Linked DNA regions of Homo sapiens: all the other regions are linked to region 1. A link is a loop called in an ENCODE intact Hi-C map of the cell type or tissue named here. Cell type or tissue: mammary epithelial cell. All regions are shown on one strand. Region 1 overlaps NEUROG2-AS1 (NEUROG2 and ZGRF1 antisense RNA 1). Region 2 has its middle 16 kb from the start of AP1AR. Region 3 overlaps TIFA (TRAF interacting protein with forkhead associated domain).

Region 1 (8,000 bases):
TTTTCAAAAGGTATAAGCTGCAAATAAACATCTAAAAAAGTGCTCCAGAAAAACACTGAATCCTTTGGTCACCCAATGCAACCTAAAAATATGGAGAAAGACTAAGTAGAGAAAAAACTGCAAAAGAAATCATTCCTTTAGAGGATAACTTTGTCAAGAACACTCTTGTCAAGAGCACTGACACAGCCTTGCCATAGCCATAGACTATACACTGTCCAATAAGGAGGAGGAGGAAAAAGTGATGGTCTTCATCTCTATGAATGCTATCTTGACCTAACTTTTAACTTGGTTCTCCACACTGATTAAATTACCTGGGCGAGTAAAGAAAAATCACTTTGTGTTCTGCAGATACGTATCTTCTTAAATATCAAATTAAAGAGAAATTCCAATGCCAGCAAGTTGTGACTGAAATAACTATCTAGATATTCTTTCTTGGCCAAATACTTGGAACCAAGAGATTACTACTGAATTCTTAGGAGGCTGTATCCATATGTTTCTTATTATTACTTTAAAAATTCTATGTGGTTTATTTCACCTCTATTTTATTAGGGAGAAAAAAGCACTTTGAATTTTTGGGATGAGAGGGAAGGAAAAGGCTTTTAATTTATTTTTGAGATGGAGTCTCACTCTGCCACCCAGCTGGAGTGCAGTGGCATGATCTTGGCTCACTGCAACCTGGCCACCTTCCAGGTTCAAGAGATCCTCCTGCCTCAGCCCCCCGAGTAGCTGGGATTACAGGCAAGAGCCACTACGTCCAGCTAATTTTTGTATTTTCAGTAGAGATGGGGTTTCACCATGTTGGCCAGGCAGGTCTCAAACTCCTGACCTCAAGTGATCCACCTGCCTCAGCCTCCCAAAGTGCTGGGATTACAGGTGTGAGCCACTGCACCCGGCCGGAAAAGGCTTTTATTTCAATGAGGCACTACTCCTTTTTCAGAAACAGTCCCTCTGTGTTGCTCAGGCCATAGTGCAGTTGCACCATCTGGTTCAGTGCATCCAGGAACTCTTGGATTCAATTAATCTTCCTGCTTCTGCCTCCCAAAGTGCTAAGATTGTAGGCATGAGCCACTATGCCCAGCTGGAAACACAACATTCTTGATGCCAATTTTATAAGACACTGAGAGCCAAAGGAAGACTCAGAGAAGAAATCAAAATACCATGTGACTTTTTGGGTGGCCAGAAATTTATCTTAAGAAACAACACGCTGAAACCTAATACAATTTCCTTAAACCTCTGATCATTTGTTTTCTGAGAATATTGTTGGTCTCAAATCCAATGTAACTCAAATTATTTGAAGTATAAGAATAAGACTAGGCCGGGTGTGATGGCTCATGCCTGTAATCCCAACACTTTGGGAGGCTGAGGTGGACAGATCTCTTGAGCTCACGAGTTTGAGACCAGCTTGGACAGCATGGCAAGACCCCGTCTCTGCAAAAAATACAAAAATTAGCTGGGCATGGTGGCACACTCCTGTAGTCCCAGCTACTCAAGAGGCTAAGGTGAGAGGATCACCTGAGCCAGGGAAGTCGAGGCTGCAGTGAGTGAGCCGTGATCATGCCATTGCACTCCAGCCTGTATGACAGAAGCGAGACCCTGTCTCAAATAAAGAAAGAAAGAACTCACCAAATTCATGCAGATAATAAAATTATAATTTTCTCCACCTTTTAGTGGCATATTAGAATCTCCCCAGCTGGGAAATTTGAAAAAGAAACAAAACAAGGTGAAAGCTGTCTTCTACTTAGGATATTAATAGGGTTTGGGTTTCGGTTAATATTGACATAGAGTTTTATTTTTTATTTCTAGTCTATTTTGTTTTTACAAAATTTCTTAGTAGACTTTTACCATATAGCCTTAGAAAGGTATCTTGATTTTTCTGTACATTATTGTATTGTGAGATTAATCTTTTTCTTCCTTCAAGAGAAAATGAAGCCTCAAATCCTCAAAAATAAAAACCCTGGAGAAAAAGAGAATTTGCTGAGAAGAATGCCATTATCCTCTTGCAAATCCTTTCCTTTCTCTTATTCTCAGTCCTGCTGTCTCATGCACCCAACAATAATACAACATAGTTTCAGCGTGGTGACTGGTGCTATAAAAATGCAGTTAAATAGAAACCCACAGTTGTGTCCTTCAGGATAAAGATGGCTTCTGTCACAGAGAAAGCCAAAAGCCTAACAACATAGGAAAGCAAAACTCAGAATCAAGTATTTTCTGAATCCTGATTATTTTTAAAACAGTAGCCATAGATGCTATATTTCCAAGCACAAAATGAAAAAGGAAAGTTTTTAATTATGGCTGAGGGCAGGTCAAGAAGAAACACATTTAAGAAAGATTAGACACAAAGAATTTCCCGCTGGCAAGTGTTATTAAATAAAGGAATGTATTACTTTGAGACTTTTTTTTTTTTTTTTTAATCTGGCTGGGCACAGAGGATCATGCCTGTAATCCCAGCACTTTGGGAAGCTGAAGCAGACAGATCACTTGAGCCCAAGAGTTCGAGTCCAGCCTGGACAACATGGTGAAACCCCGTCTCTACTAAAAATACAAAAATTAGCAGGGTGTGGTGGTGCTGTCTGTAGTTACAGCTACTCTGGAGGCTGAGGTGGGAGAATCGCTTGAACCTGGAAGGAGGAAGTTGCATTGAGTGGGATGATGCCACTGCACTCCAGCCTGGGTGACAGAGCAAGACCCTGTCTCAAAAAACAAAAACAAACAAACAAAAAAAATCAAGTATTTCTTTAGAAATCCACCAGAACCCTATGATGAGGTCTCATCTCTCTGAAAAGTTATGTGATCCAGCATTGAGGAGCTTTCCTTTCTCTGTCCAGCCCCAGGAATTTTGATTTAACAAGAATACTGAAATTGCAATGTATGTTCCTCTTCTCTACAACAGTGTTTCCATTGATAGTTCAAGAATGAGTTTTAAACGTTTGTCTTAAAATTACAGTATCCCATGTCAGTGCAAATGGCTCAACTCCTGGGGCCTTAATTTTAACTGTGGATGAGTTCTACGATATAACTTACCCCACTTCAGACATCTCTGAACTGAAATTTCCTTCCAATGTTTGACAGAGACTACAAAAGAAAAGGCATTCTCCAGAAGGCTGGCATTTTAAAAAATAACAACTTCTGATTATGAATGTTCCAGTATTTACCTAGAAAACACAGAGATAAAAACTTAACTTACCACTACTCAATGGAAAAAAAACCACTATGAATATATTTTTCACTCTAGGATGTATGAGCTTATATGTCTGTCCAATCATTTAGATACAAATATCTATAAACTGGGGTCATACTAAACATTATGAGATTAAAAAATTAAATATCCATCAGAAATATAATTTTAATGTCTGCATGACATTTTGTTATTGTAGCAATTATATGTAAATACATTTACTACCAAAATTTTGTAGTAAACTATTGTATAATGTATTATTAGTCTCTACTGTTGATAAATGTGGGCAACTTAAATTCGTTCCAATTAACAGGTAAAGTGGTAAAATGGTAAGTCCTTAAGTTACCTTAGATCCTTGGGAAAGCACAGTAATTTGTTGACGAAGTTAAGGACAAGTAAAGTCAAGTGGGAAACAGATGAAAATGGCGAGCGGAAATAGAAGTTTGGGTGTCTGGACCCATGAACTAAGGCCTAAGGCAAATGATGCTGAACGCCTCTCTGTCCCCGCCCAACGTTTTACACTCGGGACATCTAGCTAAAAATGAACATCAAATACCAATTCGGATGATAATTAAAATGTACTGGGGGAACGACAAGCAGTCTGGAGAATGAATCTGAACGTGGCTCTGGGTGCGTAAAGAAAACATCTGTACAGACATGATATAATACACAAAGTCTGTACCCACTCAGTGCATCTGAGTCCTTTTGAGCCTGGAGACCAAGTCCTTTTCCCCAGCCTATTGGGTCTTGGCGTCACTTCTAGCTGATTTGCTAAATCCTCAAAACAAAAGAAAACGAAACCCGTGGGGCTTAAATCCGGTTGTTCTTAAACTTGGCAACTATCAGAACCCTAGGGGAGGTGTTTTGTGTTTGTTTCTTTCGGCTTTTGAAACTGCAGGTGAGGACGTGGCTGGGCACTGTGCGTTTGTAACCTGAGCCGCAGGTGAAGCTTCCCAGAGGGCGTCCCCGGACCGACCTCGAGGAGACCCCAAATCCACTGTCCCCCGGTGGCCGGCTGTCTTGGGAGCTCCCCCGCGGCCCCGAAGCCCCGCGGTGCTCTCAGGATACCCCCTCGACCTCCGTGCCCCACCAGGGGGCGCCCCGACTTCGCAGCGCGCCCGCCGTGAATCGGCTGCCCTCGGGCGGGCCCGGCCCTCCAGGACCAGAGCGCGTCCTGAAAACGCTCAGGTGCGGCAGGAAGGGAGTGTAACCCCGAGAGGGGCAGCAGGCTGTAGGGGGCGCCTCCTGCACACCTGTCAGCGCTCCGGCTCCCTCGGACACCGCTCTCGCAAAAGATCTTGTTTTGTGTTTTGTTTTAAAAGTCTTCTCCGCCCCCATACTGCTTGAAGGCGTAAATGAGGGAGGGGTGGGAGGGGTGGAAGGGGGAAACGGAGAAAAGAGACGCTGGCGGACTGAATACCTTCTTTAAATTACTGCTGACACCTCGGTTCCAGGCCCCTAAAATCTCAATCAACAATCTATTAGAACTCAACAGGAGTAAAACTAAATCCTCGTTTAAGTGTATTTATCCGATCTCCTTTCTCTCTTTCAAATGCTAAATCCATTTCAGCATATGCCCCCTTCTTTCTCTCGCCTTTCTCTCAAGATTGGCAGCCCATACCACTCTTGTAAATATGAAAGATGCTAATCATATGACATATCACGTCTCCGTCGGAGCCGGAATAAAGCCTTCAGATTTGGGATCATTGCCTCCAGACAACAGCTTCATCAGCCGGAAAGTTGGTTTTTTTTCTCCTTTCCTTCAACCCTCAATCCCTTCTTTGTCTGGAGGAAAATGCAGCCGACTCGAGCCACCCAGGCCATATGGTTCACTCTGTATTTTCTTAGTTGAATTCTGAATTGTTTCTGTGACTTGCGAAGTTTTTTTGGAAGTGCGTGTAAAGACATAGAAGAACTACTTGCGCAGGGAGCGCTGCCCGGGCGCACCGCGGCCGCCCCCTCCCGGCCTGGAGACCCGGCCCTGGCTCCTCCGCCGAGAGCTGTACTAGCAACTGCGTTATCGCAGGGTCGTTTCTACCAGGCAGGCCACAGCTGTCTGGTTCGCGCCTGGTGCTAACGCTGCGCCTCGCTAGGCGCCTGGCACTCGGTAGGCGCTCGAGAAATACTTCGGGGGGAAAGAAAGAATGGATAAATCAGCAATAAGTGTCAACCCCCAATGTTTTAGATTCTAAAGTATATCTTTAGATCCCTGAAAATAAACCATACCCCCGTCTCCCAACACTATTGCATTACACAGTTTTATTGTTACATACACGTATCCTTTTCTGATATATAAAACAATTTTTTTCTGTAGACACGGTCTCACTCTATTGCCCAGGCTGGAGTGCAGTGGTGCGATCTCGTCTCATTGCAACCTCCCGTTTCCGGGCTCAAGTGATTCTCCCACCTCAGCCTCCCGAGTAGCTGGGATTACAGGCACGTACCACCAAGCCTGGCTAATTTTTTTTTTTTTTTTTTTTTTTTGAGACACAGATTTGCCCTGTTGCCTAGGCTGGTCTCAAACTCCTGAGCTCAAGCGATCTCGGCCTCCCAACGCGCTGGGATTACAGGCATGAGCCACCGCGTGCCCGACCACTAAAACGATTTTTAATACCTTTTGAATGTAAGCTCTGTGGGGGTAGGAATGTGCGTCTTGTGCGTCGGTGTTTCCTGGGCCTAGTACAGTGTTTGACATACACTGGGTGTTCATTAAGTGTAGTTTGAATGTAGGAAGGAGAAATGATTCAATGAATCAATTAAAGTAATAAACTGATATCCTTTTCCCAAAAGGTACAGATTAAGGAAGAGTCTCTGCTAAAGATTCGAACTTATTTACCTCAACATCACCCTTTTAATTTGTATCAGCAACAATAAACGATACATTTATTTCCAGAAGAGAATTAAGTTTTGTTTTGTTTGTTTTGGGTATTTTTTTTTCCTTAGTGGGGAAAGGAGAGGGAAAATCAGCTTTCAAGATCTTTATCCATTTCTCAAAGTTCTGTGTTTTCCAGGTTAGGGACGGTCCCTGCGAGGGAGCAGGCTGCCAAATTTCCTTTCTCTCTGTCTAACTCCTTACACAAATCCCAAAGGGCCCTTTCACCAAATCATTAAATTCTACAGAGGTGGTCAAGCTCGCACTGCTTTTCATGAAACGCAGAAAGAAAAGGGTCCTTGAAGTTTAGAAGATGCCCAAGGAAAACTCCTTGAATGACATCAAAAGAATGAGTTTCCATAGCTGTTGAAGCACGAGGGCAGTGTATCCGCACAAAGGGGGATCGGGGCACTGGGACGGGCCCACCGCTCTGTCCCAGGACAATTGGGTCACTGAAATAGGGAATTAATTACCATTGGAGAGTGGGCAGCCCATTCACCACTGGCTGAGTTTTATTAAACGCCAATATAAATAACAAAACAACTCTTGTGGCTGCACTATTCCTACACGCCAAAGGAAGGATTATGCTGGGGATTAACATCTTAAAGTCTATGAGACTTTCTGACTCAAGGCTCGGAGCTGGTAATCGTGTTTGTCTCCTGGTTCAGCGATTAGTGCTCTCTTTCTTGCACTTTCCCCTGGATAGCCAATGTCCCTTTTTGCAGGCACCGAAGGGTGGGGAAGAGGTTCTCTCCCTAGTGGGCCCTCAGCTCTCCATTCACGCGCTGGCTGTTCTTTTCCCCTTACCTGAAGAAAACAATCAGAAAGCTGGCATGGATTGGCAAAATCTCCTACGGTAATTTCTTTCCTTCGTGGGAAAGAAGAGGGACATTTGGGTAGCGGGTTGCCTCAGGGATAAGAAGTCTGCGGAGCTTTGCCTTCCCCAGAGCAGGTGGGGATAGGGTATAGCGTCTGCGAAGAAGGAAGTGAGCCTCCTAGCACCTGCGGGGCCGATTCCGCGCTAGCAAGCTGACTGACCTTGTGTGTCAAGCCGAATCCCGGAATGTTTGGCTTGGAGGCACCAGAGCACGTCGTGCGGGCTTGGGGCCAGGGTCTCTAGAGTGGGGCTTGGGGCCTGGGGGATGATCTTCCCTGCCTTCTGTCTGCTGTGGTGGATGCCGATTCCTCGGACGCGATGAAAATACTGAAGGGGAGGGGCTGGCGCAGTGAAGCGCAGTTCAGTGACCTGGCCGGGACCTCTCCAGGGCTAGGTTCAAGCCGAATCCTCCCCGGACAGGATTCAAGGGGAAAACGTGGGGGAGACCGAGAATACCATGTGGGATGCAGTAACTGGGGATCGGGGCGAATTTACATTGTTTTCTCCTTGGCTTCCTTGGCTCCCGGATAGGGGACCGTCAGAAACTCCGAATTCACACTCATTCCCAGCGCTCACCACTATCAATAACGAATCCTAGCGTTGCAAGGGGTGCTCTGCGGAGAAAGCTAATTGTTTCCATACCAGGCTCTCCTGCTCTGGAAGCTGCGTTTCTAGCCTGCAGCGAAGAACTAGAGACCGTTGATGTAAAAGATGTTTAGGATTTACCAACTTTTTCCCGCCATCTTTCCATCTTTCTGAGAACTCACTCGGAGGATTAGGATTTGGGTTACAAAGCCCCCTTGTCAGGTACTTCATCTTGTTATTTTAGCAGAGAGTAGACACGCCATCTCCTTTGGCCGACGGTGGTTTACTGTGAATTGGGGGACAGGCTCGCTGGATAGCCAAACCTTGGCTTTTGTCCTCTCAGGGAAGGGCGCCCTCTTTCGCGCCCCCGACAGTCACCTGCAACAGCAAGGGACTAGCGCGGCGACCATTTGTCCTCTTTCGCAACTTGTGAGGTCGAAGTGTGGAGGGAATGTAGCCTATGGCTCCACAGCAACACCTACCCTAAACTT
Region 2 (8,000 bases), 310 kb after region 1:
GTCTCATTTCCCAGGGAATGCTACCACTACTTACTGGCTGTGTGACCTCAGGCAAACTACTTAACTATTCAGTTCTTTAATTTCCTCATCTGTAAAGTGGGGATAATAAAGGAATCAACATGAAGCAATGTTGTGAGGATTAAATGGGTTACTATGTGTAAAACATGTAAAACAGTACCTGGCAGGTAGCATTACTATCTAAGTGTTGACTTTTAAGATTTTGAGTCAATTATCAGTTTTAGGATCAGGCATCACTTTTTCAGGGAAGGCTCCTCTAACTTCCTGAAGTCAAAAACCTTTATTCTAGGCTCTTTCCCACCTTTTCTCATAGCACCAGTCACAGTCATAATTTTACATTGATTTATGTAATTGCTTTTCTTAACCTAGATATTGACTACACAGGTGTTCACTGTATTCTTTTACTTTAAGCTGTACATATATATTTTTAAATTTTTATCAGATTTTTACACATTTTACTAGGGAATAATTGACATACAATAAGCTGCTCATATTTAAAGTGGACACTTTTATAAGCTTTCAAATATGTATGAAACTGAACCAATAGTCCCATAGACTGTTCTTTTGGATAAACATAGAAATTGACCATTTTGTTCTTAAAGCTTGAAACTCATATTTGTTTTATCTGAGTTCTTTCCTCAGGAAACAACATTCAGGCCTCTCAAAAAGGCACCAAAGAACTGAAACTCATCAGATCACGGCAGCAGATGCAGGACCCCCTCACTCACCATGATTGGCCCGTCCTAGTTGTTGTTTTCTTACATATTGTTACATTTCTTCCCTGCTAATATAAACCCCTGGTTTTAGTTACTCAGGGAGATGGATTTGAGACTGAGCCCCCATCTCCTCAGGTGCAACACCCAATTAAAGCCTTCTTCCTTGGCAACACTTGTCTCAGTGATTGGCTTTTGTGCAGTGAGCAGTAAGACCTAGACCAAACCCCTGGTGTTTCAGTAATATGTATACATTTGTGAAAATATCACCACAACAAAGCCTATCAAAATTTTATTTCCTGTAGAGCTCAAAGCCTTTGGAAATATTTTTCTTGTTGTTGGAGTACTTTTTCCAAATATAGTTTCAGACAAGATCTTTATGTGATGAATGTTCTGATGCCTTGTGTGACTGAGAGTTTCTGGTTCAGTCACACACCGATATAATAGTTTAGTTTTATGTAAAATTCTAGATTTAAAATTATTTCAATTCTTTGAAAAGATTATTCCATGTTATTGTTGCATGCCAGTTTTATTATTGTATCTTTTATGTGATTATTTGACTCATGCCTTTACCCACAACTAGACTATAAACTCCACGAAGGCAGAAGTCATGTTGTTTTTGCTCAATCTTGTACCTGAGTATCCAGCACAGTGCCTAATAGGTGCTATTCACATTTGTTGAGGGCCAGGCATAGTGACTTATGCCTGTAATCCCGTGCTTTGGGAGACCAAAGCAGGAGAATCACTTGAGACCAGGAGAATCACTTGAGACCAGGAGTTCAGGGCTATAGTGAGCTATGATCATGCCATTGCACTCCAGCCTGGGCAACTGAGAAAGAGCCTGTCTCTAAACAAACAAAACACATCATTGAATGAGAGTTAGTGGGAGGCAAGACTAGAAAGATATTTGGGATAATGTTTTGGATGGCCTTGACTGCCAGTTGGAAGAACTTACATTACATTTTGTAAGCAATAGATTTAGAGAAAGTTGTAAAATTGTGTAGTGACATAATTAGAGCAGCACTTTAGGAGGCTTTTCTGAGAGCAGTATGTTGGATATATTGGAGTAGGGGAAACCAATTACAGTGCCATAGCAACAATGTAGAAGAGAAAAATGAAGGCATTAATTCAGATGCTGGGTATGGGAATTTGAAAGTGAAGACATATTTGAAACAGGACAGAACTTCACAGGGGTTGCTGAACCTGTCTAGATGATTTCTAAATTTCAGCTGTGGATCAACAGAAATAGGGAATTTCAGGTAAGTTCTGAGTTAGGTTTTAAACGTCTTTTGTTTAACATGCTGTTGGAATATTCGTATCACGATAAACAGGAAAAAGCTGAAAATTTGTCTATAGAGCTCAGGACATAGGTCAAAACTAGAGAAATGGTCTATTTTTAAATAGGGCTGGTCAACTCTGTGTTCATGAGTATCAAGCCTACTGTCCACATTTGGATGGCACACAAGCTAAGACTGGTTTTTACACTTTCAAATGCTGGAGAAAAAAAGAAAAAACAAAAGAAAAATAATGTTTTGTGCTGCGTGAAAATTATATGAAATTAAAATTTTATCATTCCCAAATAATTATATTGGACCAAAGCAACGGTTATTCATTTTCTTAATGTCTATGTCTGCTTCTGTGCTACAAGAGCAGAGTTGAGAAGTTGCTTTAGAAACTGTATGACTTGCAAAGCCCAAAATATTTACAATCTGCCCTTTTACAGAAAAAGTTTACCACTGTGTACACACATTGCTGAGTTGTCAACTGTTGTCATTTTTTTATAAGGCAATTTGGCCAGAAAGGAGAACAAAAAATAATAATAGCTGTATTAAAGTAACAAAATGATGGATTTTTCCCTTCCCAAATTCCTTCAAGTATTTTGATAAGACATGTATAGTTTTTAAAAAAAAAATCTATTCAAGTATTTTAAGCTAAAGCAAATGAATTTACTGTTTGAAGAGTGAAATTCCAGGCCTATAATAAAAATTGGAAACTTCGTTAGGTCATACCAAGCAAAAGCTTATATAAGTAAAGCTGACTATAAAGTGTGTTGGGGAGCAAGAAACTAGATTCCACTTGTTCAGCCGTAGGGAGGAGCTGTGTCATAGACAGATCAGTCACTTCTGGTTAAAGGTTCAGGTGTGTGCTAGATTCAGAGGCACAGGAATTCAATTTATCCGTCTCCCAGGAGTTGACTTTTGAGCACAATTTTTCCCAATAAGAAAGGCCTGTTGGTATACCAAAGAGTTGTGTGGTAGGTATGAAGAGCAAATGGGCTGAGTTGAGGCTGTGAACAGTTGTCATTTAACTAGGATAGCTTCTTAATATAGGGACATAATTAGTCTGACCAGAGAGCCTGAATTGGTTAATCACAATACCTTCTGCTATAGATAAAGTAGATAAATATTGACAAATCATTGCTCTTTGGTTCTCACATTTTACACCCCATATTTATCATTATTCTTCAGTTATTGTAGAATGGCACTGTTGTAGACAATAATAAATATAAATAATAAACTATTCCTAAAGTTATCATTATATTTACTCTCTTTGATAAAATTAAGGAGCAGCATGGTCTTTTTGATGGAATTTGGAGAACACGCTAATATTATCAGTACCATTTGAAAAGTTAACTCAGAAAGTGACTTTTATTAATCTCTTTCTCTCTAAATTCTGAGGAGTTCATTATTTTTAGGAATTATGTGTTCAACTTATTGTGGGTACTTATTATATTTTGTGATGATTCTTTAGCTGCTTTGTCAAAAGGTGACAACTTTTTTCTTTCCCTTTAGCATGGTCAAATGACAGAGGTAAGGAATGTCACATCATAAAGCATACAAATTTATAGGGTTTGAGGTATATGGATTTTTTTTTCAGTGTATAGAGTGACTTGAAATATACTACAATATTTTCTGTGGTAACTTTTTAGCACATATTTTCTGATAGAATATAAGATGGAAGCTGGAATGGCACAATAGTATGCTTTCCATTTCAGACATATCAAGTCTGAGGGGTCAATGAGAAACAATACGACAAAGTCCAGAAATCTACTGGAAATGTGAAACTACACTGTGGGTAAAGGTGAGGCCTACAGACACTAGAGTTGGAAGTCAGGGCAGAGCAGCAGATGAAGTCAATAAGAGAATATGTGGAAATGGAAGAGAGGCCATGTGGTGTGAAGGGAAGATATATAAAGTATCTGCCATAGTGCTTGGCATGTGCTGTGCACCTTATACATGGTAGATGCTAACAGTGGATCTGCAGCTGAGGAACACTGGGATTACATAAAGGAAAAGAAGCCAGTGAGAGTGAATGTAGCGACATTTTAGGATATAAGGTAAATATACAAAAATCAATTATATTTATCTATGTACTAACAGTAAGCAGTTTAAAATAGAAAATTTAAAAATACTATTTACAAAAGAAACAAAAACCATGAAATACTTGGGATAACTCTAAATCAACTTCATTATTTTTCTCCTTTCATCTTCTATTTCTAATCCCATTCCCTCTCCTCCAGACACTAGAATTAATGCATGTAACATATGCCTTTACAATATGCTCTCCTAATACTTATTTGGACATATATGTATCCTTGAAAAAATACACAGTGGTCTTCCTGTGTATTTAATTTTTTTAATATAATTAGTGTAATTCTGGCCTTTTGTAATTTGGCCAATGTGTTCAGACAATTAAAAACTTACAAAACAAACAAAGTAAAACAAGACACAACCCCAAGAAGTTCAGGAAGTAACTGACAATTACTATATTGGAAGAAATAGTCATATACTTGTTATTTTGTTTCTATTATACTCCCTGGAGGCATTTGTTTTACATTTTTGGGGGGGAATTAAAGCTGTTTAAAGAATTTTCTTTTTTAGTGCTATACTGAGAAGTAATGGCAATATAGTTTTTGTCTTTTGTTTTTTTGGTGGTTTTGTTTGTTTTTGTGTTTATTTTGAGAGCTGGGATTCAGTTCTGAGGATTGCCTACAGGAAGACAATGCAGAAATACTCATGGACATTTCCATGACATATTTAGGAAGAGCTGCCACCTGCAGGTAAAAAAATGAAATAAATGCACTGGGCCTTTTTTTTCTTTTTGAATGAATGGAATTCATTATCACTACTTATTTTTCTTTATTTAAAATAATCTTGCTCCCTCTTTCTCCTGCCAATTTATGAATCTTTCCTGCCTCTCCTTTTCTTAATTCCCAATTCTTTCACTTTTTCTTTGGAAGAACATCATTCTCCTCACCTCCTTCATTCAGTCTACCTTCTACTCCACCAAAGACACATATGACAAGATGTCTAAAATACAGTGATTAATTTAGGGATTTAGTTTTAGTTTCAGTTTTCACACTTAGTATGTTAATGGCCCTAGGCTTTGTCACACATAAAACATTATCTTAGATTTTAGCCTCCAAACATTAGGAATATGCTTATTTGATTCTTTTTTTCTTGCTTTCATAGTTTTTTTTAAGTCTTACATTCAGCTTTCAGAAGTATCACTTTAGAATGGATTCACTATAAGGTCATAAACTTCTTTTATCATTTCTCTTAATCTCTGGGTTTTTCTGAAATTAAAGCTCTATCAATTCTTTCTTAAAGTTGTTTTTTTACTCAAGGCTATTTTTCTTTTGGTCTACAGTTAGATCACAGCTACCTGCATGAGGCTGCACTGACTGGATTTAAATATTCTAGTATTAGTTTCTATTACTTGTTTTTAAGTGGAAATAGCTTAATTTCCAATTAAAAATTTGTTCAAGACCTAAGAGAACTGTACTTTTACATTTGTATTGCTACATTTAAAATGAAGCAATATGTGTTAGTCACCCCTCGGTACGGTATGCTGACTAAAAAGTTGATTTCCGCATTTTAGTGGCTTAAAATAATAAACATTTACTTTTCATTCACAACACAATCCACTATTAGGACACCCTCTTTCTTCTTGTAGCTGTACCAGCTAGAACATGTGTTGTTCAAGGTTGCCATTGCAAGGAAAAAGAGGGATAAAAAAAGGCAACTTAGTTCTTAACTCTTTTATCATTTATGTGACATTCATTACTACCACTTACATTTTATTGGCCAAAAATTGTCATAAGTCCCCAAAGGAAGGCAGTGAAATATACACAAGCACATGGATATGTGATGAGAATTAGTAATCTTTATCACAGTACTTTTCTTGTTAGTCTTTGACTTTTTCTCACAGAGAGTAATAATATATGAAATGGAGAAAAAATTTTGAAACAAAAGAATTACAATCCGATCATATAACTTTCAAAATTAGTAAAGTAAGATTCAGAGGCAAATTAATACATATATTAGGCTTATTTTTAAAGCATAAAGTATACTCATACGAATCAACTTATTTTAAAGGGATTTGTAGAGATTTTAAAATACATCCACAAATTCTTTGCCATTCCTCCCTTCTAAAGGTGGAGACTGATTCCTCTCTCTCTGAGTATGGGCTGCACTTAGGGACTCACTTCTAATGAATTGAGTATGGTGGAAGTGATAATGTGCAGCTTCCAAGATGAGATCATAGAATGCTTTGTGGCCTGCTCCTTGCTCTCTCTTTCAGATCACTGGCCTGGGGGTGGGGCGGGAGCCAGGTGACAAGTTGGGAGGATACATGAAACAGCTCTATGTGCAATGAGGAACTGAGGCCTACTGCCAATAGCCATGCACGTGAGCCTTTGTAGAAATGGATCCTCCAGTTTCAATCAAGGCTGTGAATGCCTGCAGCTCTAGCAACTTCATGAGAGCTCCTGAGCCAGAGCCACCCAGCTAAGTGGCTCTTAAATTCCAGATTCACAGAAACTGAGATAATAAAATTTTTATTTTTAGTCACTATGATTTGGGGTAATTTGCTATGTAGCAGCAGATAACTAATTCAAGGTTATAAGAAAAGTCTATTTTATTGGCATAAACATTTTGAAACTGACCCAATAGTCCCATAGACCAGGGGTCCCCAGCCCCCATCCATGGCCTGTTGGGAACCGGGCTGCAAAGCAGGAGGTGAGCTACGAGTGAGCATTACCACCTGAGCTCCATCCCCTGTCAGATCAGTAGCAGCATTAGATCCTCTTAGGAGTGTGAACCCTATTGTGAACTGTGGATGCCAGGGATCTAGGTTGCATGCTTCTTATGAGAATCTAATGCCTGATGATCTGAGGTGGAACAGTTTCATCCCACAACCATGGCCCTCACTGTCTGTGGAAAAATTGTCTTCCACGAAACCAGTCCCTGGTGCTAAAAATGTTGGAGACTGCTGCCATAGATTGTTTTTTTCATAAACATAGAAATTAACTGTTCTGGTCTTAAAGCTTGAAACTTACATTTATTTTATCTGGGCTTCTTCCTCCAGAAGTCCTCTTAAAAAATGTGTCAAAGAACTGAAACTCACAAGATCACTGCATCCAGACAATGAGATGGCAGTCCCTTCATTCATTATGATCACTTCCTTACCCCTCCCTAGTTGCTGTTTTCTTATACATTGTTACATTTCTTTCCTGCTATATAAACGCCTAATTTTAGTTAGTCAGAGATGGATTTGAGATTGATCTCCCATCTCCTCAGCTGTAGCACCTGGTTAAAGCCTTCTTCCTTGGCAATAATTGTTGTCTCAGTGATTGGCTTTATGAGCTGTGAGCAGCAGGACCTAGACAGAATACCTGGTGTTTCAGCAACAATTTCCTATTGAATGCTAAACAAAAATATTTTAATTAACAACTTTTTTCTTTGTTTCGATACAGGGTCTTGCTCTGTTATCCAGGCTGGAGTGCAGTGGTACAATTATGGCTCACTGCAGCCTCAACCTCCCAGGCTCAAGTGATCCTCCGACTTCAGCCTCCCAGGTAGCTGGGACCACAGACTTTTGCCACCATGCCTGGCTAATTTACATTTTTTATTTGTTGTAGGGCTCTCACTATTTTGCCCAGGCTGATCTTGAACTCCTGCACTCAAGCGATCCTCCCGCCTCAACCTCCCAAAGTGCTGGGATTATAGGCGTGAGCCACCATGCCAGCCTTAATTAACACCTTAAAATGAAATTACATGAATATGCCATGTGTGTAGGGGAAGAAAAGAGAAATGAGGGGTTCAGCCCCATTCAGTGATTTTATTGTCCTCTTATTATACTATATTAACAACCAAATAATTACAGAGAAAACCCCAGAGAATTTAGATGTTTTCATTGAAATCTACCAATAAAACATAGAAATTTAATAACTGCTGTATATGCCCAACATTAAAAAAGGATTCCCAT
Region 3 (8,000 bases), 250 kb after region 1:
TGCAGTAACAAATGACCTAAAAAATCTCAGTGGCTTATTGGAAGAAGGGTTGGTTTTTTTGCTAATATTAACTGTCCTTTATGTATCTGTCTTCGGCTCTTCCCTCTGGGACCCAGACTGAGCTGCTCCTTGTGGGAACTGCTGATGTTTTGACAAAAGAAAGAGGGAAGGTGGAACTACACAGTGGCTTTTAAGTTTCTGCTTGGAAGTAAGTCACTGCCATTCATGTTTCATTGACATGGTTGTTAATGAAGTGGATCATCATTTTAAAGGGGCAGAACTGGTAGGGACAGGCCTGCAAGGATGGGGTAGCAAATATTTGACACTAAAGCAGTCTGCCTCAGTGTTTGTTGGATGGAGTCACAATTGTGAACCCAGAGATTCATCAAACCCAGACAATTGATCTGCCCCAAGACACTCATAGCCACTGATGTATAAACCAGAATGCCATTTTTTCTCTCTAACAGTGGATAATATATCTGTCCTGGGGACTGAGTATAAGAACCTATATGGGGTAAGCTTTTCTTGTGGTTGATTTGCTCAGAAGACTGAATTATAAAGTAATAGCTTATATAAAGCATACAAAAACAAAATTTGGATGTTACCAAAAGACTATTTAGATCCAGAATACACCATGGTTTTTAATACAGTTCTCCTTTTGGAATTCTTATCGCCTGAAGTCCAAGAATGAACTAAATTGATGGCAGCATATTGTAAATAAAGCTGGAGATCACTTACAGATTTCTGACACTTCTTTTCAGGCTCTTGTTAATAGCAAATGCTTTTCTTGTCGACTGCTAATGCATCATCCCATGACTTATAATTATTCTTTTATGCTGTCTGCTTCCTGAATAATGAGACTTTATTATCATAATTATAGTGTCTTCAAATCACAGTGTAATATGGATTAACCAGTTTTACCCATTGTGTGTTAATTCTTGCTGACTTTGGCTTCATAGTAAGTTTTACCACCCCTAGCACAGGATTTTGAGGATTTTTCTCAGTTTTTCTGCTTATAGCTGGACATCTGTGGCCTGCTTGGGTAGAGCAATATGATGCAATAATGTTCAAAAATATATTATGAAAATAAAATTGAAGATGCATTTTCAAATCAATAGAAAAGAAATATTGCTTAGCTATGTCATTTGTTGGATAATTGAATAAATTGAGAGTTTGATTCCCAGCAGCAAAACTTTGTAAAACAGAAGGAAAGATTATATTTTAAAAGTAAATAGCAGGGCTGGGAACGGTGGCTCATGCCTGTAATCCTAGCACTTTGAGAGACCGAGGGTGGGTGGATTGCCTAAGCTCAGGAGTTTGAGAGCAGCCTGGGCATCATGGTAAAACCCTGTCTCTACTAAAATATGAAAAATTAGCTGGGAGTGGTGGCGCACACTTGTAGTCCCACCTACTCGGGAGGCTGAGACAGGAGAATTGCTTGAACCTGGGAGGCAGAGGTTGCAGTGAGCCAAGATCACGCCACTGCACACTGCACTCCAGTGACAGCAAGACGCTGTCTCCAAAAAAAAAAAAAAAAAAAAAAAAGGAAATGCCAGCAAGATAGAAAGGGAAAGAAAATATTCTTTCTGGTTTTTGTTTTTTATATTTCAAACCAGCATAATTTTGATGCCAACATCTAATATAGATGGCAAACAAAAAACAATAAAACTACAAATCAATCTCACTTAAGACTGATTATCTCCAAACCCCAAATCAGTATAAGCAGACAGTGTCCGGTAGCTGCAGCAAGGGAGAGTCATCCAAGGAATGCAGGCGGCACTCAGCATCTCTCTGGGTACTGGTGTAACTTCTCGCCGTGCTACAGTTACAGAATTCTGTGCAGCTGTTAAAGAATGAGGTATATTTGTAAGTGTAGATATGGGAAAATTATCACCCATATGTATTATTAATTGAAAAATTGGTCAGGCATAGTGGCTCACGCCTGTAATCCCAGCACTTTTGGGAGGGCGAGGCGGGTGAATCACCTGAGCTCAGGAGTTTTGAGAGCAGCTTGGCTAACATGGCAAAACTCCGTCTCTACTAAAAATACAAAAATTAGCCGGGTGTGGTGGTGCGTTTCTGTAATCCCGGCTACTCAGGAGGTTGAGGCAGGAGAATTGCTTGAACCCGGGAGGTGGAGTTTGCAGTGAGCTGAGATTGCGCCATTGCACTCCAGCCTGGGCGACAGAGACCTGTCTCAAAAAAAAAAAAAGAGGAACAAAGAAAGGTTCAGAACTAAATATAGCATGTTTCTATTTGTGTAAGAAATTTTTTTCTCTGTGGAGAAATGTGCTCGTATGTGTGTTTGTGTGTGTGAGAGTGCACACATATAGTTATGCTGGTTATGTAAACAAAATTTCTCTAAGGATAAAAGTAGCTTTTACAGTGGTTGTACTCTAGGAGAGAAAGACAAAGAGTTCAGGTGGGGGAGAAATACTCTTTTTTTTAAATCCTTTGTTAGTGTTTGAATTTTAAAATCATGTACATGTACTTTTAAAAAATTAGTTTTAAAATGGCAATTCTCTGTTGAAGTAACTTCACAAAAATTTTAGTAGCTATTTCTCCTGTCCTGTTATACTGCTTTTAAGTACTGTACTAATTACCAAAGATATATGAAGTGAAGTGTAGGTGGAGGGCACCTCGGGCCATCGGCTCTCAAGGGATGTGGTTAACAACAGTTGGACTGTGCTATTTGTAGTTAATGACAGTTTGTCCATCCAGTCATTGAGTACCACTGACAAAAATAAATAATTCTGATACCAGTGCAGGCTGTGATAATTAGAACCAACTCATGGAGACTTATATTCTTAAAAGTAATGTCTAAAATTTGAAATTATAGAATAAAATAACCATTTAAAGCATTTACTATTTTTAATCATTTACCTGTTAGAAATCAAAGTGAGGATATAAAGGATAAATGTTACAATTGTTTGTTTATAACTATTAAGTTTTTTTCTTTAACCAGGTTTCACAATTCATAATATATTTAATTATAATCCAGTTAATAAACTATGTTTGCTTTATGTATATATCCTCTGAAGGTATTCAAACCAAAGAGATTTTTTATTTCCTAATTTTCTTTTTAAAGTACACCTGTCATATTTTCTCTGGGCTCAAGTCACTCTATTTAGGTGAAAGAGGAACTGAGGTTTCTTTATGCTTCCCTCAAATCATTTTATTATCAAAAATCATTCTTTGTTATTGTCTGCATTTTATGTATGGTGTTATAGTCAAACTAGAAATGAAAAAGATAGGAGAAGCTAGTGTAGCAATTTTATAGGGCTTGGTATAAGATTTCACATATCTACTAGTTCACTGAAAGTATTGTCTATGTACTGTTTTCTTAAAGTCCAGATAAATTGCCTATCAGATGATGTTCATCAAAACGTTAGAATCAAAGTTCTCAATGCCTCAAGCATAAGCAGAAACTAACATGGTAATTTAATTATTGCAGGTGGGCCTTGTGCACATCATGACCAGTTTTGAAGATGCTGACACAGAAGAGACAGTAACTTGTCTCCAGATGACGGTTTACCATCCTGGCCAGTTGCAGTGTGGAATATTTCAGTCAATAAGTTTTAACAGAGAGAAACTCCCTTCCAGCGAAGTGGTGAAATTTGGCCGAAATTCCAACATCTGTCATTATACTTTTCAGGACAAACAGGTTTCCCGAGTTCAGTTTTCTCTGCAGCTGTTTAAAAAATTCAACAGCTCAGTTCTCTCCTTTGAAATAAAAAATATGAGTAAAAAGACCAATCTGATCGTGGACAGCAGAGAGCTGGGCTACCTAAATAAAATGGACCTGCCATACAGGTGCATGGTCAGATTCGGAGAGTATCAGTTTCTGATGGAGAAGGAAGATGGCGAGTCATTGGAATTTTTTGAGACTCAATTTATTTTATCTCCAAGATCACTCTTGCAAGAAAACAACTGGCCACCACACAGGCCCATACCGGAGTATGGCACTTATTCGCTCTGCTCCTCCCAAAGCAGTTCTCCGACAGAAATGGATGAAAATGAGTCATGAACACAGAAAGTCTAAGAGGAGAAATATGATGGATGAAGAGCTCTGTAGATGCTGTATAGACACTAAATAAGAGTTGATTAGGGTAGTATATTATAGTCATCTGTTATGCTGTGAAATTTGGAATTCAGTATTATCATTTTGAAGTCTGTAAATTGTGTTAGTCATTAACTTAGTCACCTGTTGTATTCTGGATCTACACAAAATTATTTTAACTGCTCTTATTAATCTGTGAGGATTAATATACAAAAAGTATCCTTTGAGATGAAGTCGTGTTCTCAAAATAAGGTTATATTATTTTCTTTTTCTGCTTGATTTTCATCTTGTGTTTTGCTTTGTTTTTGTAAGGAACCATCTCTTGGTTTGGTCACATCAGTTCACAACAGCCATTTGTTTTCAAGGTCAAGGCTCCAGGCAGGTTGTTACTGGTGTTTGCAGCCTGTCAGTACTTGCAGTACTGGAATAGGTTCTAGGCTAGTGTCTGCGCGTCACTGTGGTTTTAGCATGGGAGGACTTATTTGAGAAATACTACCTTACTTTTCTATGATTTCTTTTTACAGAGTTATAGTGTGTTTACTCCTAAGATGACAGTTCTCTTTGTCTATATTCAGCATCTAAGACAAATATTTAAACATTTTAAAGAACCACTGTGTTAAGTTTAGGATTATTTACTTACCAAATTAGAAGTTTGACTTTTATGTGTTATACACAATCTTAAAATTTCACGAATTCACCTTTTTAATAGTATCCATGTACATAATAAAATCAAAGTTTAATTAGCCATTTTCTTTGAATTTTTTTCTAAATAAGGGAAATAACTGTTCTTGGGCCACTTTACAGAGATAAATGTATGTGAATGTTTATGATAAACGCTTAAATATTTCTAAAATATTAACTTCAAAAAAGTCTTTTTCAGTTCTTAAATAAAAATTTATTTATTTAAGATACTTATTCGACTTATCTTAACTAAGGTAGCTATGAATGTTAAGTAGATGAGGTAACCATTCAGTTAAGTTAAATTGTAGCATTGCCAGGTAGTGAGGCTCACTGTACAATTTTCCAGGTAAATGAAATTTCCTGTAGTAAGAGGTCCGTATTTTTGTAACAGCCTTTTAAAAATGCTTTTGGGAACCCTCCAGCCTCTTACCAAAAGAGGCTTTAAACCTCATCTTGATTCAGACTGTCAGTCTATTCCTGGGCAGTAGTATGTGATGTCCAGCACCCTAACCCCGACTCCCCAGCCCTGGGACTATTCCAGTAGAGTGAAATATTTGTCCCTGTACAAAGTGGCCTGAATGACTGTTGGAGTTCCTGTGTCTGGTTTTCCTGTTTATTCCCTGTGATGCCCAGAGTAATGGCCCATCCAAAGATGTCCAGATGTCCATGTGCTAGTCTCCAGAACTTGTAACTGTGTTGTTATGTGGCAAAGGGGAATGAAGGCTGCAGATGGAAGTAAAATAGATTATGCTGGATTATCTGGGTGTGCCCAATTGATCACCGGATCCGTAAAAGTGGAAGAGAGGCAGATCAGGATGTCAGCGTGATGAGGTGTGAGACAGACTTGACTTGCTGTTGCTGGGAGGAAGGGGAGGTCATGAGCCAAGGAATGTGGACAGTCTCTTGAAGCTGGAAAGTGTGCATTGGACATCTGGAAGCCAGAAAAGACAAAGAAATATCCAGAAAGGAACAAAGTCTTGTGGACACCTTGATTTTGGTCCAGTGAGAATATGTTTGACTTGTTAACCTACAAAACTTTATGATGATAAATTTGTGTTGGTCGTAAGCCACTAAATCACAGTAATTTGTTATAGCAGCAGATAGAAAACTAATATACTCCCTTTAATATAAGGTTATCTACTATTGATTCTTTCTAGGATTTTAGCTTCTGGTCTGATGTGGGTTTACAGCCAGATCACCCGGCTTGAATTGCTTACAGTGTGTAGTCTCATGGTAAAGGCGTTCTATGAGTGAAGTGTATATACTTTAATGTGTGTATACTGTCACATTTTGACTATTTTGGAAGACTTTCACCTCTGTTTCTTGTCTTTGAGGCTGATGAATGTGTTTCTAAGTTATAAATTTAATATTAAGGGATTCATGTATTATTGTTATTGAATCCAAACAATGTGTTAAGTAATATTTAGGGCCAGAAAAATCTTGTACAGAATAATGATTTCTCCTAATGTAAATCTTGGAAAGGGTTTTGTTCAACTTGAGAAATATTAAATTTTTTATTCTATTTTCTTTTCTTCAAAGATTGGCAAAGGAGAGAGTGGGTTGCTAAAAGTTTATATTGTTCTCCAAAGAATAGAAACACTTTCCATAGCCCAACTCCGGTAGTAAATAATAATGAACGCTTTAATAATGAAAGAGCAATTGGTTAGTATTAGAATTGTTTTGATTACAAAGTTAGCATCTCTGCCTGAGCTACCCAACCCCAAAGCGGGGTTGTTAGAGGAAAGCTACCATATTTCATAGAACCGAGGAAGGAATGCAGCAGACCTCAGGTGAGATTCGAATGCTCTGGCTCTGACCCTCAATGCATATTGGCTCCATGGCCACCTGTAGCTCCCAAGTTTTACACGTTATTGATCCCCCAAAGAGACCTGATCTCTTGATTTCAGTTCCAGGGACGGGTCAGCTTGGGTCAGGTGCCCACCCCTTCACCAATCAACTTGTCTCAGGTAACGCAGTCACATTATATAATGGCTGCTCTGGTCAGTGATCATGTGGATAGATACAGCATTTTCTCAAAAAAATGGTCACAGGGGTGGGGGTGGGGCAAACAAAAATATTGGTGTTTGATACAAGGTACTGAAGCTAAGATGTGAAACCTTCCATATACACTTTAAGGACTTCTTTGTCCCTGGAAAGTGATTTTTCTGGGGCTCCTTAGGTAGAGAGGTGTATTAATGGTGCCAGTGTTAGAATCCTTGGCAGTCTCTTCTTGAACCTGCAACTCCAGTGGTTAAATCTCATAGGCCATATAACCATTTTCTAGAGAATTCTGTTCCTACTATCTAATGCAGTAACTGACTTAAAAGTAAGTATTACTGTTAGACTCTAACATAAGTGGTGGTATTTGTTTTAATGGAGGTGGGATCAGGTATGTGTTCACTTAAGCTTTACATTAAAAAAAAATTTATATGTGTAAATAAATATATATGCCTTGTAGAAAAATTAGCCATAATCTTACTACCAGAAGAGAACTACTGTTAACTTTGTGTGTGTGTATATGTGGTGGATGGTTTTATGTTACCTCCTGGCTCTTTTTATGTTTCCAATTCTCTAACACTTGTTTAATTAATTACTTATATTATTAAGATAACAGGCTTTGTTATTATTTTACTAAGTGGACCATGATTGAAACTATCAGTCTCCATTTCAGGTGGTGACCAAGATGAGCCCTACGACAAGTGGGTGGAATTTAATAGGTTTCTAGTTGGTATGGGTTGTCCTCAGATCCAACCTATTCAACCTACATGAAAATACTTATTTGTCCTTTACCTCTTAAGCAATGAACTTAGGGCTGGGAGCACTGGTGAAGAAACTGGGATGGCATTAGGTTCAGCTCTGTTGCTGGTTTCATAATTTTGTTGCTGATGGAAGGCTACCAAGGGACTAGAGATGAACCAGTTTGGCCCTGCTTAGTGGCAACAGTAAAATAACTGCTTGAAGGCCCAAATCAAGACAGTGACTTTTTTTTTTTTTTTTAGACTACTCAAGTGCAGTAGTCAGAAGGGGGGAAAAGAGTAGAACAAGAAATTCAATCTGTAACTGACTATGAACAATCAACTGAGCTAATTCAACAGTGACATTTTAAAACAGAAAACTTCTGAGATTAGACAGTCACAATAAGGTGTGACAATGAAATTTCCCCTTAGTTCACAGTACCTTTTTATAATAATATCACTTTCGGCATCTTGAAAGTTTTTTAATCCTTCAAAGTTAGGTTAGACACATTCTTTTTTTTTTT

Evidence for each region. Hi-C counts contacts between places; a loop is a spot of excess contacts. Peaks named below come from ENCODE experiments on the same cell type or tissue, not always from the same donor. Only the 100,000 strongest peaks of a DNase experiment are listed, where the experiment ranks them.
Region 2: it touches region 1 in a loop (17-fold over the local background); 19 of 110 quality-filtered maps call a loop at or near these places.
Region 3: it touches region 1 in a loop (8-fold over the local background); 4 of 110 quality-filtered maps call a loop at or near these places.

Annotation. Positions count from the first base shown.
Region 1 is chr4:112,520,331-112,528,330 of GRCh38, reverse strand. It overlaps NEUROG2-AS1 (NEUROG2 and ZGRF1 antisense RNA 1), which reads right to left. Exons shown (of 4, transcript NR_161159.1): 2 at 3,022-3,152. Among named protein-coding and RNA genes, the nearest start is that of NEUROG2, 8.2 kb to the right of the region's middle. RefSeq lists silencers at 4,168-4,387, 5,038-5,157 and enhancers at 6,309-7,008, 5,957-7,097. In mammary epithelial cell, CTCF peaks have their summits at 4,343 and 5,137 (motif pointing left); a DNase peak (open chromatin) is centred at 4,360; H3K4me3 peaks cover 1,376 bases; H3K27me3 peaks cover 940 bases.
Region 2 is chr4:112,211,660-112,219,659 of GRCh38, reverse strand. No RefSeq gene overlaps it. Among named protein-coding and RNA genes, the nearest start is that of AP1AR, 16 kb to the left of the region's middle. RefSeq lists a silencer at 6,133-6,427. In mammary epithelial cell, a CTCF peak has its summit at 4,773 (motif pointing left); a DNase peak (open chromatin) is centred at 5,659; H3K27ac peaks cover 810 bases.
Region 3 is chr4:112,273,889-112,281,888 of GRCh38, reverse strand. TIFA (TRAF interacting protein with forkhead associated domain) reads left to right here. Exons shown (of 2, transcript NM_052864.3): 2 at 3,455-7,352. The coding sequence starts at 3,473. The coding sequence ends at 4,027. Among named protein-coding and RNA genes, the nearest start is that of TIFA, 8.0 kb to the left of the region's middle. RefSeq lists an enhancer at 2,131-2,360. In mammary epithelial cell, no CTCF peak of the experiment used is centred here; DNase peaks (open chromatin) are centred at 3,958 and 4,478; H3K4me3 peaks cover 624 bases; H3K27ac peaks cover 2,869 bases.